2 separate regions of the Homo sapiens genome follow, and region 2 is linked to region 1. A link is a contact called in ENCODE Hi-C or POLR2A ChIA-PET data. All regions are on one chromosome and are shown on one strand. Each heading gives the region's core, a stretch centred on a gene start or an enhancer-like site at or near the end of the contact. The rest is flanking DNA. Distances are from core to core; before and after follow the strand shown. Region 1 overlaps MKRN1 (makorin ring finger protein 1). Region 2 overlaps DENND2A (DENN domain containing 2A).

Region 1 (7,611 bases), core at 2,590-5,089:
GCAGTGAGCCAAGATCGTGCCACTATACTCCAGCCTGGCGACAAGAGTGAGACTCCGTCTCAAAATAAATAAATAAATAAATAAATAAATAATTTAATTAGCTGAGCATGGTGGCATGTGCCTGTGGTCCCAGCTACTCAGGAGGCTGGGGCAGAAGAATCCCCTGAGCCCAGGGGGTCAAGGCTACAGCAAGCCACAATGGCACCACTACACTCCAGCCCGTGACAGAGTAACCCAGTCTCAAAAAATACAAATAAGTGTCTTGTGCCTATTCCAGACCCACTGAATCAGAATCTGCATTTTAACAAGAACCTCCTCCTCTCATTCATTTGCACGTTAAAGGCTGAGAAGCCCTGCTGTGGAGACTGGTTCCAACTGCAGCAGGTCATGATCAGGTGAGTGTGTTGCAGTTTAGTAAAGCATTAAATTGTAGGAAGAATGTTTTTGGTATTTTAAGGCAATCCAACATTATTCCTATAAATGTTAGACATTGTTATAATGTTACTGACTTGCATGTATACTTTTCTGAAAGTAAAAGCTATACCTAACACAGGAAATTCAATGTGTCCTGTAGGCCATCGAGTGTCCTTAATGGTGATGTCAAGGAAAAGCTGTTGGATGTCTTGCCTTTGCCTGCCTCAGGCTTTAACACAGGATGTCTTGTCTGCAGGGCACTTTTTCTGCCATTCAGATCTCAATTCAAATGACCTTTCCATGGCCACACTAGCCCAGGCCCCCTATCGAAAGCAGTCACCAGTTTTATGAAGGGCCACAACTGCCTTATTAGGATATTTCATATTAGGCTACTGGCAAAACAAAACAAAATCTCCCAAATCTCAATTTATCTCTTGTTTATACAAAATCTGATTTTGGGGGTGGGAGCTCTCCCTCTATCCATGACACAGAGATCCAGGATCCCTCCTGTCTTGTGACTCTGCCACTTTAACACATGGCTTCCAATACCTCCATGAAACAGAGACGATGACAAGGAGGGCACACGGCACATGACGTGAGTTAGCCATGCAGCACCAACCAAACTGCAAAGGGCCTGGGAAGTGGAAGGGACCAAGTGGGCTAGTTTGATGAGCACTTCTGCAAACTGTGTTCTGCTCACAGCATCTCTAGCACTAGTACAGTGCCTGTATGCACAAGGACTCAAATATCTGTAAAATATGTGGATACCTTCATTTTACTAAAAAGGTCATCCATTAACAGTTTTAGGCCGAGCGTGGTGGTGCCTGTAATCTCAGCACTTTGGAAGGCAAATCACCTGAGGTCAGGAGTTCCAGGCTGAGGTCAGGAGTTCCAGACTGGCCTGGCCAACATGGCGATATCCCGCTTCTTCTAAAAATACAAAAATTAGCCAGGCGTCATGGTTGGCGCCTGTAATCTGAGCTACTTGACAAGCTGAGGCAGAATAGCTTGAACCCAGGAGGCATAGGTTGCAGTGAGCCGAGATTGTGCCACGGCACTCCAGCCTGGGTGACAGAGCAAGACTCTGTCTCAGGAAAAAAAAAAAAAAATGGGGAAACCCCGTCTCTACTAAAAATACAAAAATTAGCCAGGCGTGGTGGCGTGCGCTTGTAGTCCCAGCTACTTAGGAGGCTAAGGCAGGAGAATCGCTTGAACCCAGGAAGCAGAGGTTGCAGTGAGTCGAAACTGCGCCACTGCACTCCAGCTGGGGTGATTGGAGCAAAATCCCACAAAAAAAGCTCATCACTAGAACCTAAAAAATGCTTTTATTTGCTCAGGTACTGTGTGGTGTTATTTCTTCTATACACTGATGAGGGGCTGAGATAAAGACCTAGTGAACTAAACAAAGTGCCCAGGCTAGTTCTGGGGAAGTAAGATCTGAGGCATATTCTATTATCAGCAATGGATCTCTTCCTGTCATTCAATACAAAGGAATAAGCGCTGTCTTAAGACAATTTGCAACAGAGCACTTCCTTTATCAACACTGTAAACTTGTTTAAAGGTTTGTGAAATAAGTCCTGGACACTGAAAAGTAATAAAATACGGCCACTGCATGAGAGTGAGTTTGTATTAACCACTTCAGATGAACAAGTATGTTTTTAAAAATTATTTCTCAGCCGGGCGAGGTGGCTCATGCCTGTAATCACAGCACTTTGGGAGGCTGAGGCAGGCGGATCATGAGGTCAGGAGATGGAGACCACCCTGGCCAACATGGTGAAACCCCATCTCTACTAAAAATACAAAAAAAGTAGCTAGGCATGGTGGCATGCACTTGTAGCCCAGCTACTCAGGAGGCTGAGGCAGGAGAATCACTTGAATCCGGGAGGCAGAGGTTGCAGTGAGCCAAGATCGCGCCACTGCACTCCAGCCTGTTGACAGAGCAAGACTCCGTCTCCAAAAAAAAAACAAAACACAAAACAAAAAAAAGGATTTTGCTTAATTTTCCTTATAAAATGACAGCTTAAACAAGATTTCAAGACAGGGCAGGCTGTTTGGCTCAGTGGCTTCTCACCCCAAAGGTTTATGGGTTGCTCATATTCCATGTCCCTCATGGGTTAACTAAGTGTACCAGCATGGTGACCCAGGCTGGTAGAACAGCCACTTTGCAAAATTTACCAATTGCCTGGAAAGAGGATCACGTATGGGATCTTAAACTTTCATCTGGCAATGACACTTCTCACATTTCAGCCTAGGTAAGTCAGCTGGGCCTTGCAATTGAACCACGAAGCCACAAAGCAGGGTTGGAAATCTGTTGCCAGTACTATGACTACCATTTCAATATCTACCTTTATCAATATCAAGCCTCTTTCTCCTCCTTTATCAACTACCTTTATTAATATCAAGCCCCTTCTCTCCCCCAAATCACTGGCATGATGTGAAATCACTTATTGTGTACAGTGGCAGGGAAGAGGCTGAAATTGTAGTTTTGTGCAAATGAGAAGGTGAGACGTTCCACCCATCAATGTTTACACCTCAGCTTCTTTTGCAACAGGCAATTAACACTTGGGGAAAGAAGAGAACTCGCTCTCAATGCAGCCATTGAGGGTAGCAATCCACATTACAGACTACTCGGACTAGTACAGAAGCTTCCACTGCCTTTTCCAAGATACAAAAGAGTTGCTCTAAACATACACTTCTCTCCATCCCAGAAGTGACCAACTGCCACTCCCTGGACCTTGCTATCCCCCTCTCCCTGTTGCAGATTCAGATATGCAAACGATGCTTCTTCCTACTTTCCAGAATTGCTCAAGGCTCTCTCCACCTCCTAGCTCCAGCACTCCCAACCCATTCTCAGGCTCTTCCCCATCCCTCTGCATGTCCCCAGCATAGCCTGACTGGTACACCTGAGGGTGGACTTAACTCCCCTGGGAGTTAGCTGCTGGGCTACAAGCTTACAGAAACAGACCAGACTACTCAGTGGATCCCCAGTTGTTATCATGACCACAGTATAAGCCCACTCAGAAATGATTCCTAGATGTTTAAACATTTTCCGATAGCATTTTTTGAGTTGGAGTCTTGCTCTTTCGCCCAGGCTAGAGTGCAGTGGCGAGATCTTGGCTCACGCCACTCTCCTGCCTCAGCCTCCCGAGTAGCTGGGACTGCAGGGGCCCGCCACCATGCCCAGCTAATTTTTTGTATTTTTGGTAGAGACAGGGTTTCACCATGTTAGCCAGGATGGTCTCGATCTCCTGACCTCGTGATCCGCCCGCCTCGGCCTCCCAAAGTGCTGGGATTACAGGCGTGAGCCACCGTGCCCGGCCCCCATAGCACAAATTCTTTATTTTTTTCACTCTATTGCCCAGGCTGGAGTGCAATGGCATGATCTCAGCTCACTGCAACTTCCACCTCCCACGTTCAAGTGATTTTCCTGCCTCTGTAATCCCAAAGTGCTGGGATTACAGGCGTGAGCCACCGCACCCAGCCATAAATTCTTAACATAAATACTAAAATCGAGGAGCAGTTATTTTTACAAGTGTGGAAAAAAGGTCACCTGAAGGTCTTCCATGGGAGTAGCAGAATGGTTCTTACTCACAAAAAATTCACAATAATGAAAACTCCTTAAAAATTCACGAAATAATTATGCAGAACAATAAGCTTTCAAAATACAATTATATTATGACCTTCCCCCGTTATCTAAGGGCATGAAGCAAGTTCAACCGCAAGTGCATGGTAGCAGAAAACTGCCAGTGCCTTTTGCTCAACAGGTGGCCCAGCGTTAGTCTTGAACATTTTCAAGTATAGGATTGTTTGATGACCCCGGCTAGTTAAGGTTTCCCTTTCTCTCTCACACACATTTCTCAAAGTACCTATCCTCCCGAATATCCGACAAGGGACCGATCGAAGAGTCAGTGAAAGAAAAACATCATTATTCTTTGACATCGGCACATTTCAAAAACAGCTCATTACACAGAACAGCCAACTTTTTTTTTAATTGTTTTATTTGGGAAAAGTGCTTCTTACAAAAGGGCAGCTGCAAAATACAGAGACCTCTGCAACAATTATTTGTTTTTTCTTAAAGTGAAAGAATGGGTGGGATCCAAGGAATCAAAGCAGTAGATGGACAAACCAGGAGCATCCCCGAGTTATTTTCAGGAAACAGAGCAACAAAACACAAAGGTACAATTTCCAATCAAGGAATTCTTCCAACAACTTAACTTTAGCTAATCTCAGGGATTCCCAAGCCCTCCCTTTCGGTGGAAAAGTATGACTTATCACTGCAAACCCATTACTCCACTACAATAAACACCTTAGAACAGAGTTTTGAATCACGTCTGTCTACCTGAAAGCTCAGGGGTGGAATGAGGCAAATACCCACAAAAACAAACACAAAAACCCGACAACAAAATGCCTCAAGTGAGGACAAAGGTTTCTCAGAAAGTGCCTGTACTGGAAAGGCTAGATCGTAAAACATTAAATACAACTGTGTATCCAAGACCCAGTTTGTGTTATTATATGGGATAACCAGGTAGTTTTAACCTCTATGGCTAACCCCATTTCTCTATTTATATAGACAGAGCTAGCACTGCTATATTGACAACTACCAATATACTGCTTTGCCCTTTAAGATCTATCTGCCACACAAGGCTTAAACCACTAAACCAGGTTTTTCTACTAAGGCTAAGAATACTGCATCTATGCAGGGATGAGAAGCTTATCACACACCCACACACTCACACCATGTCAGCCCTTGGGAGCCAACTTCCAACTCTGCATTGATGTTATGCCTCTCTATCTTTTATACGTATTCTTTCTCAATTTTCCTATCATGCAAAACAGTAAAAAATCTCAACACATTCACACCTGATTCTGGTTACCCAGTAGTATTACTTGTGTGCAATTAAACAAGAGACCAAAACCACAGAACAAGTGCACGTGGTAGGGATTACAGGGTAGGGAACAGATATAAAAACACAGATGTGCAGATTTCACCAGAAACCTCAAGGATCCACATCCCATGTCTGGGGCAGAGGGCTATTGGCCAGCTTAGGTCCCTTCACCCATCACTCCTATTCTTGGACCCCAAAGCAGGGCCACTGCTTTTACTTTTGAACCTGGGGTCCTCAAAATGAGTGTGTGAAAAGTCCATAAATGCAATCTGGTTGAAAACAGATGACGCAACACACCTACACTAACTGTCTGACAGTTAAATTCGTGTTACAAAAAACTAACTTTAAGATTTATTTTTGTAACTTTTTTCAACAGGGAAAACAACACACTCCTCAGGGAAAGGTGAGGGGTTGAGAAGACAGGCCCTGGGTAAAAATTCTTAGGACAGCACCTGGAGTTGAGAGGCCTGCCTAGGAGAGAACACAGGCACTGCCACACCACCACAGGGGACAGCTGCTGTCTGAGGTCAGCAGACCAGTTCACACGCCACGCAAGGTTGCTATAGATCCAAGTCATAAAAATCTTCCAGCTCATCATGAAACAAGTCCCACTCATCTTCAGAGTCTGTTAGTTCGTCGTCCCCACCTGCAGCCAAAAGCATAAGCAACATCTCGCCCAGCTCAAAGGTGACAACCTCTTCTTCATCGTTGTCAAAGGGGTTGCTGTTCTCTCTTTCCTCAATGAGTTCCCAGAAGTGGTTCCTTCGTTGGGCCTGTAAAAAACAAGGCCATGATAGGGATGGCACTGTCGAGCAGTATCTTCTATCCTGTTGTTTATAAGGCAAAACGTCCAGCACACCAGAGGGCATGACGAACCAGACTTCTTAGTTAGGGTTTCCATTTACCACTTCCTCCCCTCTGGTTACTTCATGGAAATCGTTTAGGCTAGAGCTTTAACACACATTTTTTCTTCCTTTCCTATCCCTCCCAGTTTTCTGAGGTTTGTTTCCTCCTTTAATACTCTACACTTTCGCTCCCAGACCTGAGCGTTAACCTTCTCCTTCCCCTACCCCAATATGTGCAGGACTCAACTGATACCTTGGAATTTCCCCTCCTTTAAAAAAACAGTGAGAGTTACCCGGTATCTGCTTGATGTTCCCACTTTCTGTCTCTGTGGCTCCTCTCTACGGCCATCAGGGTACGCATGCTTGTAAAAACAGTTCCCTCCAAATGGGCAGCTCCCACGTCCTTCATCAAAATACCTGCACGCCTTGTTGCTGGAAAGGAAAATATCGCAACCCTTATTCACAGTGGATTTCAGGTCTGTATTTGACTATCATCCGGGGTTTCTTTAAACAGGTAGGGATAGAACCAGTATGTCAGCTTACAGCCCTCCCCAAGATGTGTTCTTATAAACATGTGTGTGCCAATGCAAGAAACACTAACTAGAAACCGGTAACTCTGTTCAAGTCTATGCTGGTTAATAGCTCTAGTACAAGCAGATGCCATAGAGAGAAAATCTTCTAGAAAGCCAACACATGAGAACATAGGACAGCTATGACACGGATTCAGAATAAGGTAGAACCCCACTCATGGGGCCTTACTTGTCAACAGTAGAGACCTCTTTATAACACAGTCCCTTGGCATGGACCCCAAGGACTGTGTTATAGCAAGATATATACTGGATGTTATCAGGGTGACAAAATAAACTGTCCTGGGAAGTCAAAGAAGGGTAGGAAGGAGGTAGGAGTGTATAATGCAGCACCATTCTTTTCAAAGTGAACCCAAGCTCTGTTGGGCTCTTCGCTTGAGAAAAGGCTGCAGTGCTCATACCTCATTGCCTCCTTGTATTTCAGAATGAGTTTCTGCTTCTCTTCTTTCTCCTCCACCCAGTACTCACTTGGAATGACAAAGTTAGATGTGATCCGGCATTCTGGGCAGGACCTGGGAAACAATGAACAGGCTGCAATGCAAATTCCCCTTTTACAGGCCCACTCTTCAAGGACACACCCTGGTGTGTCGCCTCCAGACTTAAAGACTTAACTGAAAGGCACGTGGGCATTTCCTGAAAGGGTTCCACATACTGTCACACAACTGACCATTTCTTTCAAGCAAGGCAACCTCCTTTATAAATCCAACTCAAGGGCTAGCCAGTTCTTTTTTTTTTTTTTTGAAAAATATAACTTAGGTAAAAAACAAAAACAAAAGAAGACATTTCACACAGACTCCTTTTTCTTTCGTTTAAATAAATTTATTTCTTGTAGCTTTGCTCTGTTTAGATTATGTGGTTTTTGTTCAGTTATGAGAACAA
Region 2 (7,611 bases), core at 3,442-5,941, 88 kb after region 1:
GGAAACAGGAGCTTTTGTTGAGGCCATCAAAAGAACGAAGGGTGTCACAGGAAGGTAATTCTAGCGCTCCTTAGCCAAGACAGAACAAAAGAATGATGGTGACACTCACTAAGAAATTCATAGAGAAGGCCGGGCATGGTGGTTCACGCCTATAATCCCAACATTGTGGGAGGCTGAGGCGAGCAGATCACTTGAGGTCAGGAGTTTGAGACCAGCCTGGCCAACATAGTGAAACCCCGTCTCTACTAAAAATGCAGAAAAATTAGCCAGCCGTGGTGGCACATGCCTATAGTCCCAGCTGCTTGGGAGGCTGAGGCAGGAGAATCACTTGAAACTGGGAGGTGGAGGTTGCAGTGAGCCGAGATCATGCCACTGCACTCCAGCCTGGGCAACAGAGCAAGCCTCCATCTCAGGAAAAAAAAAAAAAGAATCTCAGAGAAACGTGTCTGAGAGGTTTCCAGTGGCTGCAGTGCATCCAAAAGGTGAAGATGACAGTGTTTCAAAGCCAGTGTAGTCTGGGAGGGATTCGACTCCAAGAGAAGAACTGGAATAAGCTTCCAGCCCCAGGATATGTCAGTGATGGGTCTGGATTAGAAGACAACAGCATTTGTGGCTATGCCAAACTCTAAATCTTGCTCTAATTGGTATCTTGTTGGTGTTCATATGCAAAAATAGGTGGTTAATACTTAACATTTAATCAGGCTGTACAATTATACTATTAAAATTGTATTTTTTTTTTGAAATGGAGTCTTGCTCTGTTGCCCAAGCTGCAGTATAGTCGTGCCATCTTGGCTTACTGCAGCCTCCCTCCTGGGTTCAAGTGATTCTCCTGCCTCAGCCTTCTGAGTAGCTGGGATTACAGGCGCCTGCCATCATGCCCAGCTAATTTTTGTATTTTTAGTACAGACGGGGTTTCACCATGTTGGCCAGGCTGGTCTCGAATTCCTGACCTCAGGTGATCAATCTGTCTCAGCCTCCCAAAGTGCTGGGGTTACAGGCGTGAGCCACTGCACCTGCCTAAAATTGTGTTTTTCATAGGACTTTGCTGAACTAAATGTACTTATCTCTAAGACTCTGTCAACCATGCTGAGGACTAGCTAGACCTCTGAAGTATCTTATGGATGCCAGAGCAGCAAGGTGGCAGCTTTAAACACTTTCGGCTAGGCCTTGGGCAAACTCATCTCCCTAGAGAGGTGTGGTGAGAAGCCCAACCTCCTGGGATGGCAAATGTTGCTGGGTGCAACCAATTCTAAAAAGGACATGGGATTCTCATTTAAGCTTGTGTAAACTTATTAAAAATGAACCAAACCGAACAAATAAGAGGATGAAAGTGCACAGCTACATATGAACTTATTTGTGTAGTTACCTATATGTCAAAGACAAGGTTCAAACTCCTGTATGTGTCAAGATTTGCCCACCTAATCCTACTTATCACTAGCCAGTAGTCTATCATTTAGCTTATGGTTTAACGCACTACAAACATATAAGTCAATTTCTTATTTGTTTTATTTTTTAATTTGCTTTTTAAAGACAAGGTCCACCCCAGCTGGAGAGCAGTGGTGCAGTCATAGCTCACTAGCCTCAAACTCCTGGGCTCACGTGATCCTTCCACCTCAGCCTCCTGAGTAGCTGGAACTACAGGCATGTGCCAGCATGCCCAGCTCATAAATTCCTTGAATATTAAAAACTTTGTCCCCTATTAAGGTGTTTTTCATTTGTTTGTTTGTTTGTTTGTTTGTTTTAAGAGATGGGGTCTTGCTATGTTGCCCAAGCTGGTCTCAAACTCCTGGGCTCAAGCAATCCTCCTGCTTTGGCCTCCTAAAGTGCTAAGATTATGGGCGTGAGCCACCATGCCCGACCTCCCTCTAAAACTTTTTGCACATATTTGTTTACGTGCAGCTCTGACTTTATCATTCAGCCTGGTCTGTAGGTTTAGCCAAAACTTTGGGGAACTGAAATTAGTAAAGTAAAAAACAAAATGTTCATCATCAGGAAAATGAAGGCGAGGGTGTAGAGAAGTATTTATCTGTTGTCATGACCACAGAACAAGCCATCACAACAGCATTCTTTCCTTTCCATCTGTCAAACTCTTGCTTGACAGAGCCACTAGAACACTCAATGTCCAGCCTAAAGATAAAACAGAGCAAAAATGTTATTCTAAACTTGATAGATTTTTGGCTCAACTTAAAACCCTTTTATAACTCATACAATCTTTGCCATAACTCCCTGAAGCTTCCTCTTGCAGTGGGAGACTCACAGCGATGATGAGAGAATAAATTGTGTTTGTGGGGGAGAGTGCTGCGGGGGTGGCTACCGACCTAGAGTGGGCGAAGGTCCTCTCTGGGATGTCACCGGGCCACGCACTGAGTCTGTGACATGTCCTGTTCTCATGCCCTGTTCCATGCCCTCATTAAGTTAGGGGCTACAGCTGGAAATCAGGAGAATAAGGAGGCTTTCTGCCACGTGAGCGGAGCAGGGTTGGGCATGAGTGCATGTGCAGCCCCAGGAGTACTGGGGATGAGGGTACCAGCTGTAATTTAACCTGAAGACTTTCTTTTTTCTTTTTTTAATTTTTTTAATTGAGATAGAGTCTCACTCTGTTGCCCAGGCTGGAGTGTAGCGGTGTGATCTCAGCTCACTGCAACCTCCACCTCCCAGGTTTAAGTGATTCTCCTGCCTCAGCCTCCTAAGTAGCTGGGATTACAGGCGCCCGCCACCATGCCCGCTAATTTTTGTATTTTTAATGGAGACGGGGTTTCACCATGTTGGCCAGGCTGGTCTTGAACTCCCAACCTCAGGCGATCCACCTGCCTTGGCCTCCCAAAGTGCTGGGATTACAGGGATGAGCAATTGCACCTGGCCCTTTTTTAAAAAATTTTTTCTTTCTTTATTTTTTTTGAGACAGAGTCTCGCTCTGTTGCCCAGGTTGGAGTGCAGTGGCTCAATCTCAGCTTACTGTAACCTCTGCCTCCTAGGTTCAAGTGATTCTCCTGCCTCAGCCTCCTGAGTAGCTGGGATTATAGGCGTGTGCCACCACGCCCAGCTAATTTTTGTCTTTTTGGTAGAGACAGGGTTTCACCATGTTGGCCAGGCTGGTCTCGAACTCCTGGCCTCAAGCAATCCACCGGCCTCAGCCTCCCAAAATACTGGGATGACAGGCGTGAGCAACTGCGCTTGGCCTAAAGACTTTCCAGAATTTTCCAGGTCAGGCAACTTGCAGCCAACCATTGGTCCCCAAACCCTTGTTTGTCATGGCCTGGCCAAAGAACACTTCAATTCCCTATGGCTACTTTCCCATAAATCAGACAGATCGAGGTGGATACGGATTCTTCCACCTGGCCCATGGAGTCAGAGAGTTTCAAAGCTGGGGGAGGCCTTGGGGGTGACCTGATCATACCTGTCTCACTGGGACCCTGCTGGAAGGCCAAAGGCTGTAAGGGAGGCGGGGAGGGCCCTGAGGAGAAAAGCACAGACTTCCCCATGACCTGTTAGCCTGACTGCTGAGCACAAAGCGGGTCCTGAGGGCCTGTGCTAGGGAGACTTTCCTTATACATTTCTGTAAACGGACAGGGCCCCAGACCCTGCCCTTCACCCAACCCTGGAGTCTGCAGCCCAGCTGCTTTCCCTCCGTCCTCTCCAAAGCCCGGCAGCTCTCCCACTCCCTGCTTCTTTGAGCAGAATGACGGATCCTCTGCACGCCTGTTAGTTACCCATGTGACAGGGCCGTAGGGGGCATGAAATGACGCAGGTCAGACCCTCAGAAGGCGCCCGGCACAGAGGCCGCTCAGAGGCCACTCCACGCCCCGTCGCTGCCGTCATCCTCATCAGCTTTGCTCACGCGTTGTTTACCCTCTTCCTGTCTCAGAGCTCTTCGGGCCTTTCTTTACGCAGATTTCCATCTCTTCAGGTCTGCATGGAACCCGTGTAGGATGGAAGGACGATTTATTGGGCAGCGGGGAGAGCATGTGGAGCCATTTGTAACAGGAAAAGCGAGGGCTGCTTTCAGAGAAAACAAGACAGCGGAGTCCCGGAAAGTCAGAGCCATGCGGGGCCGCGTCTTATGAACGAGGAGACCCAGGGCCAACGGCTAAGGATGCTCAGGGGTCCCCCCTACTCTGGGAAACCTCCCTGAGTGATGGCGGAGGGATGTGTACCTCTGAAAGCTGTAAAGGGTCTAAAAACCCAATGACGGTCTTTCTCACACTCGCACACCATTACTGTACCATGGCCTGGCTCTCGCTCCAAGGAGGGCACCACAATTATCCACGTTCCTGCTGCCTTCTCTTCTCCCACAGAAATCCCATCCTCACAGCGCCTGACATTTGGCAGCTGCTGCAGAAGAAAACCCCTGATGGGCACAACGTGCCCGTGGGGAGACCTGCTTGTGGCAGCCACAGCTGGCATCTGACCCACTCACGGCATGAGCCGTTTGAAAAGACGAAACCTCCAAGGGCAGAATGCCAGGCACTATGGAAGGTTGGAGAGAAACACCAGTGCCTTTCCTATGGACTGCACTGGTGACTGTCTCCTCTGTTGAGGGGTCCCAGAGCAGGGCAGGGAGGGTGGCTGGGGAACAGCCAAGGCCCAGGAATCCAGGCAGGGTCCACTCTCGGCCACTGGACTTTGCTCATTTTTGTCTGTCTCTGGTGACAGCAGCTCTGTGGGAGGGGCTGGCCCAGCGTCCAACCTGTCCACCCGGAAATCTGTCCAGCAAAAAGGCGGAGGCGTCAAGTCCTCTCTCAGACGTCACTGGGGCAGGCATTTCCAGGTTTCTTTCTTTCTTTTTTTTTTTTAGACAGGGTCTCGCTCTGTCGCCCAGGCAGGAGTGCGATGGCATGATCTCGGCTCTCCACAACCTCTGCCTCCCAGGTTCAAATGATTCTTCTGCCTCAGCCTCCCGAGTAGCTGGGATTACAGGTGCACGCCACCACGACCAGCTAATTTTTGTATTTTTAGTAGAGACGGGATTTCACCATGTTGGCCAGGCTAGTCTTGAACTCCTGATCTCAGGTGATCCACTCGCCTCGGCCTCCCAAAGTGCTGGGATTACAGGCGTGAGCCACTGAGCCTGGCTGGCATTTCCAGGTTTCTTTGTGCCCTGAGCCTTCTGACATGTCCTCCTGCATTGCCCTTTGGAGATGTGTTTGTCTCTGACAAGGCCCCTTCCCTTTTCTGTTCCCACCTTTTCTCTCCCTGCACTTAATGTTTTTAAGTTTTTTTTCTTCTCCTTAATTTTTAGAGACAGAGTCTCTCTCTGTCACCAGTGAGACTGGTGTCTCACTGTACTTTTACCAGAAAAATGGATGATACTTTGTTTTCTTCCCCCTGGAGGGAGTCTGGGGGAGGCTGGGGTGTGTGAGGGGGCCCACGGCTCCTCTCCAGCTGTGCCCTTCCCAGACATCTTCTCAGGGTGGGTCCTCCCCAAGTCTAGCATCTTCACCCCGCAGGCACGTTCCCGGGGGACTCTGTCCCCACCACCACTCCTGGGGGGTGCTGGGTTTCCTTGGCTGGCTTTCCACTTCTAGCCCAGGCCTTTCTGAAATCCATCATTTTCCCCTCCCCCACATCCAAGCCTGAGAATTCCACCTCTAGCGGATGGAGGGAGTGGGGGATGGAGAAGATAAAGACAGTTACTATGGTGCTGATGAAATCCGATCCTGGCCACTGAAGGGTTATTACTCATCCTGGCTTCCAGGGCTCCAACCTTGAGAACTCCCTGGGCTGAATTCCCCAGTGCCCGGGAGCTTGGAGAGCTCCTCAGCGCCCAGCACCAGCTGCAAGGCTTACAGAGAGGGCCTGCTTCCTGAGCTGACAAAAGTGCACCGGGAGTACGATCACGCTGACATTTAAAAGTGCATAGCGAACTAAAACACAGGGTGGGAGCAGGCTGGGAACAGCCAGATGGCTGCTGTCCAAAGAGGTGCATCAGAAAGGTGACCAGATGCGGCGCATGAGGGGAGAGGGTGGGGCCGCTTCCCGCCCCGCCTCCTGAGGAATTCCACATCTACGGAGTTTGTCCCTTCCATTCTTCTATGCCTTTTTTTTTCCTTCCCTTTTGTTTTCCATAGTTCAGAGTCAGATTTCCTCTCCAAACCACAGTGCTTCAGGTTTTTTTTTGTTTTTGGCACTGCTTCTTTCCAGATGGACTTCTCAGGTGGCCTCATCTGCACCACCCGGTTGGCTGGCCCCGCATCTCAGCCCTTCCTGGGGCTGCAGCCACACCCCTCACGCTTCTGTGCCCCCAGTTCCAAAGCAAAGAAGGCTCTGATTCAGTATTTCAAAAATGAGCTTCTTTTTAGAAGCTCAGAACGAACCCAAGTCCTTGTCTGCATTTCCTTCCGGATCTTCTTTGTTTTGTGACGTGGCCTTAGCAAATTATTGAATGTGCCCACTGGGACGGGGGTGGCCTCCTATGGGGCACTGAGTTTGTGTGTGTGATGGGAGGGGATTTGCTTTAACGGTGAGGAGGGATGCCCTCACGATGGTCTGTCCTCTTGAGCATGGCCCTGCAGCCTTCTGTGAGCTGGCCTCTGTCCACCACTGCCGGCTCATCTCTCCCTCCCCCATCTTCCTCTCTCTGGGCCAGCCCTAGTGAACTACTTTGCAGTTCTTTTTCTCTCTCTTTTTTTTTTTTTTTTTTTTTTGAGTTTCACTCTTGTTGCCCAGGCTGGAGTGCAATGGCGCAATCTCAGCTCACTGTAACCTCCGCCTCCCGGGTTCAAACGATTCTTCTTCAAGCCTCCCAGGTAGCTGGGATTACAGGCGTGGACCACCACGCCCAACTAAATTCTTTTGTATTTTTAGTAGAGACGGGGTTTCACCATGTTGTTCAGGCTGGTCTTGACCTTCTGACCTCAAGTGATCCACCTGCCTCGGCCTCCCAAAGTGCTGGGATTACAGTCATGAGCCACCGCGCCTGGCCTACTTTACAGTCCTGAAGGTGACAGCTAGGCCTCACCTGTCCCCATATCTATGTAGGATGGCTCCTTTTGCCTGCAATGTGCTGACTACTTGTTCTGAGTGTTGGCCCTCAGAACTCGCCTCCCTGGGAGTGAGTGCCCTCCCTCGGTCTCCAGAACTCACTGCCTCTACCTGCCTCTAATGTGGTCCTGGAGAGTCGGCTTATGTCTCTGTTACCCCACTGCACTGAGACAAGTCTGTGTTTTTCTTTTCTTTTCTTTTTTTTTTTTTTTTGAGACAAGGTCTTGTTCTGTTGCCCAGGTGGAGTGCAGTGGCATGATCATAGCTCACTGCAACCTTGAACTTCTGGGCTCAAGTGATCTTCCTACCTCAGCTTCCCTAGTAGCAGGGACTGTAGGCTCGAGCCACCATACCTGGCTAATTTTTTTTTTTTTTTTTTTTACGTTTTTTGTAGAGATGGGGGTCTTACTGTGTTGCCCAGGCTGGTCTCAAACTACTTCCCTCAAGCAGTCCTTCCACGTCAGCCTCCTAAAGTGCGGTGATTACAGGCGTGAGCCACCATGCCAGCTGTGTCTTTTCTCTGTTTTCCTACCACATAGCAGAGTGTATGACACATGGCAGAATGAGTGGAAAGCCCACCAATGCCAGGGAAGTCGCACACAGCAGTGCAAAACAGTGTGCCCCCCAGAT

Evidence for each region. Hi-C counts contacts between places; a loop is a spot of excess contacts on that map. ChIA-PET counts read pairs that join two places held with the same protein, here RNA polymerase II (POLR2A).
Region 2: a map of endothelial cell of hepatic sinusoid shows a loop between it and region 1 (7-fold over the local background). The contact joins two enhancer-like sites. A Hi-C loop is called at or near these places in 1 of 168 maps with a recorded cell type or tissue (endothelial cell of hepatic sinusoid). POLR2A ChIA-PET finds 5 or more read pairs at or near these places in 3 of 52 experiments (AG04450, BJ and HEK293T).

What each region holds. Positions count from the first base shown.
Region 1 is chr7:140,448,657-140,456,267 of GRCh38, forward strand. MKRN1 (makorin ring finger protein 1) reads right to left here. Exons shown (of 8, transcript NM_013446.4): 6 at 7,134-7,244; 7 at 6,439-6,577; 8 at 4,377-6,073. The coding sequence ends at 5,861. Among named protein-coding and RNA genes, the nearest start is that of MKRN1, 27 kb to the right of the region's middle. Within about 2 kb of position 3,840, at least 2 of the 41 ENCODE cell types and tissues checked have a DNase peak (open chromatin) inside an H3K27ac peak, as active enhancers do.
Region 2 is chr7:140,535,944-140,543,554 of GRCh38, forward strand. The region is part of intron 14 of DENND2A (DENN domain containing 2A); the gene reads right to left. Among named protein-coding and RNA genes, the nearest start is that of MKRN1, 60 kb to the left of the region's middle. Within about 2 kb of position 4,692, at least 21 of the 41 ENCODE cell types and tissues checked have a DNase peak (open chromatin) inside an H3K27ac peak, as active enhancers do.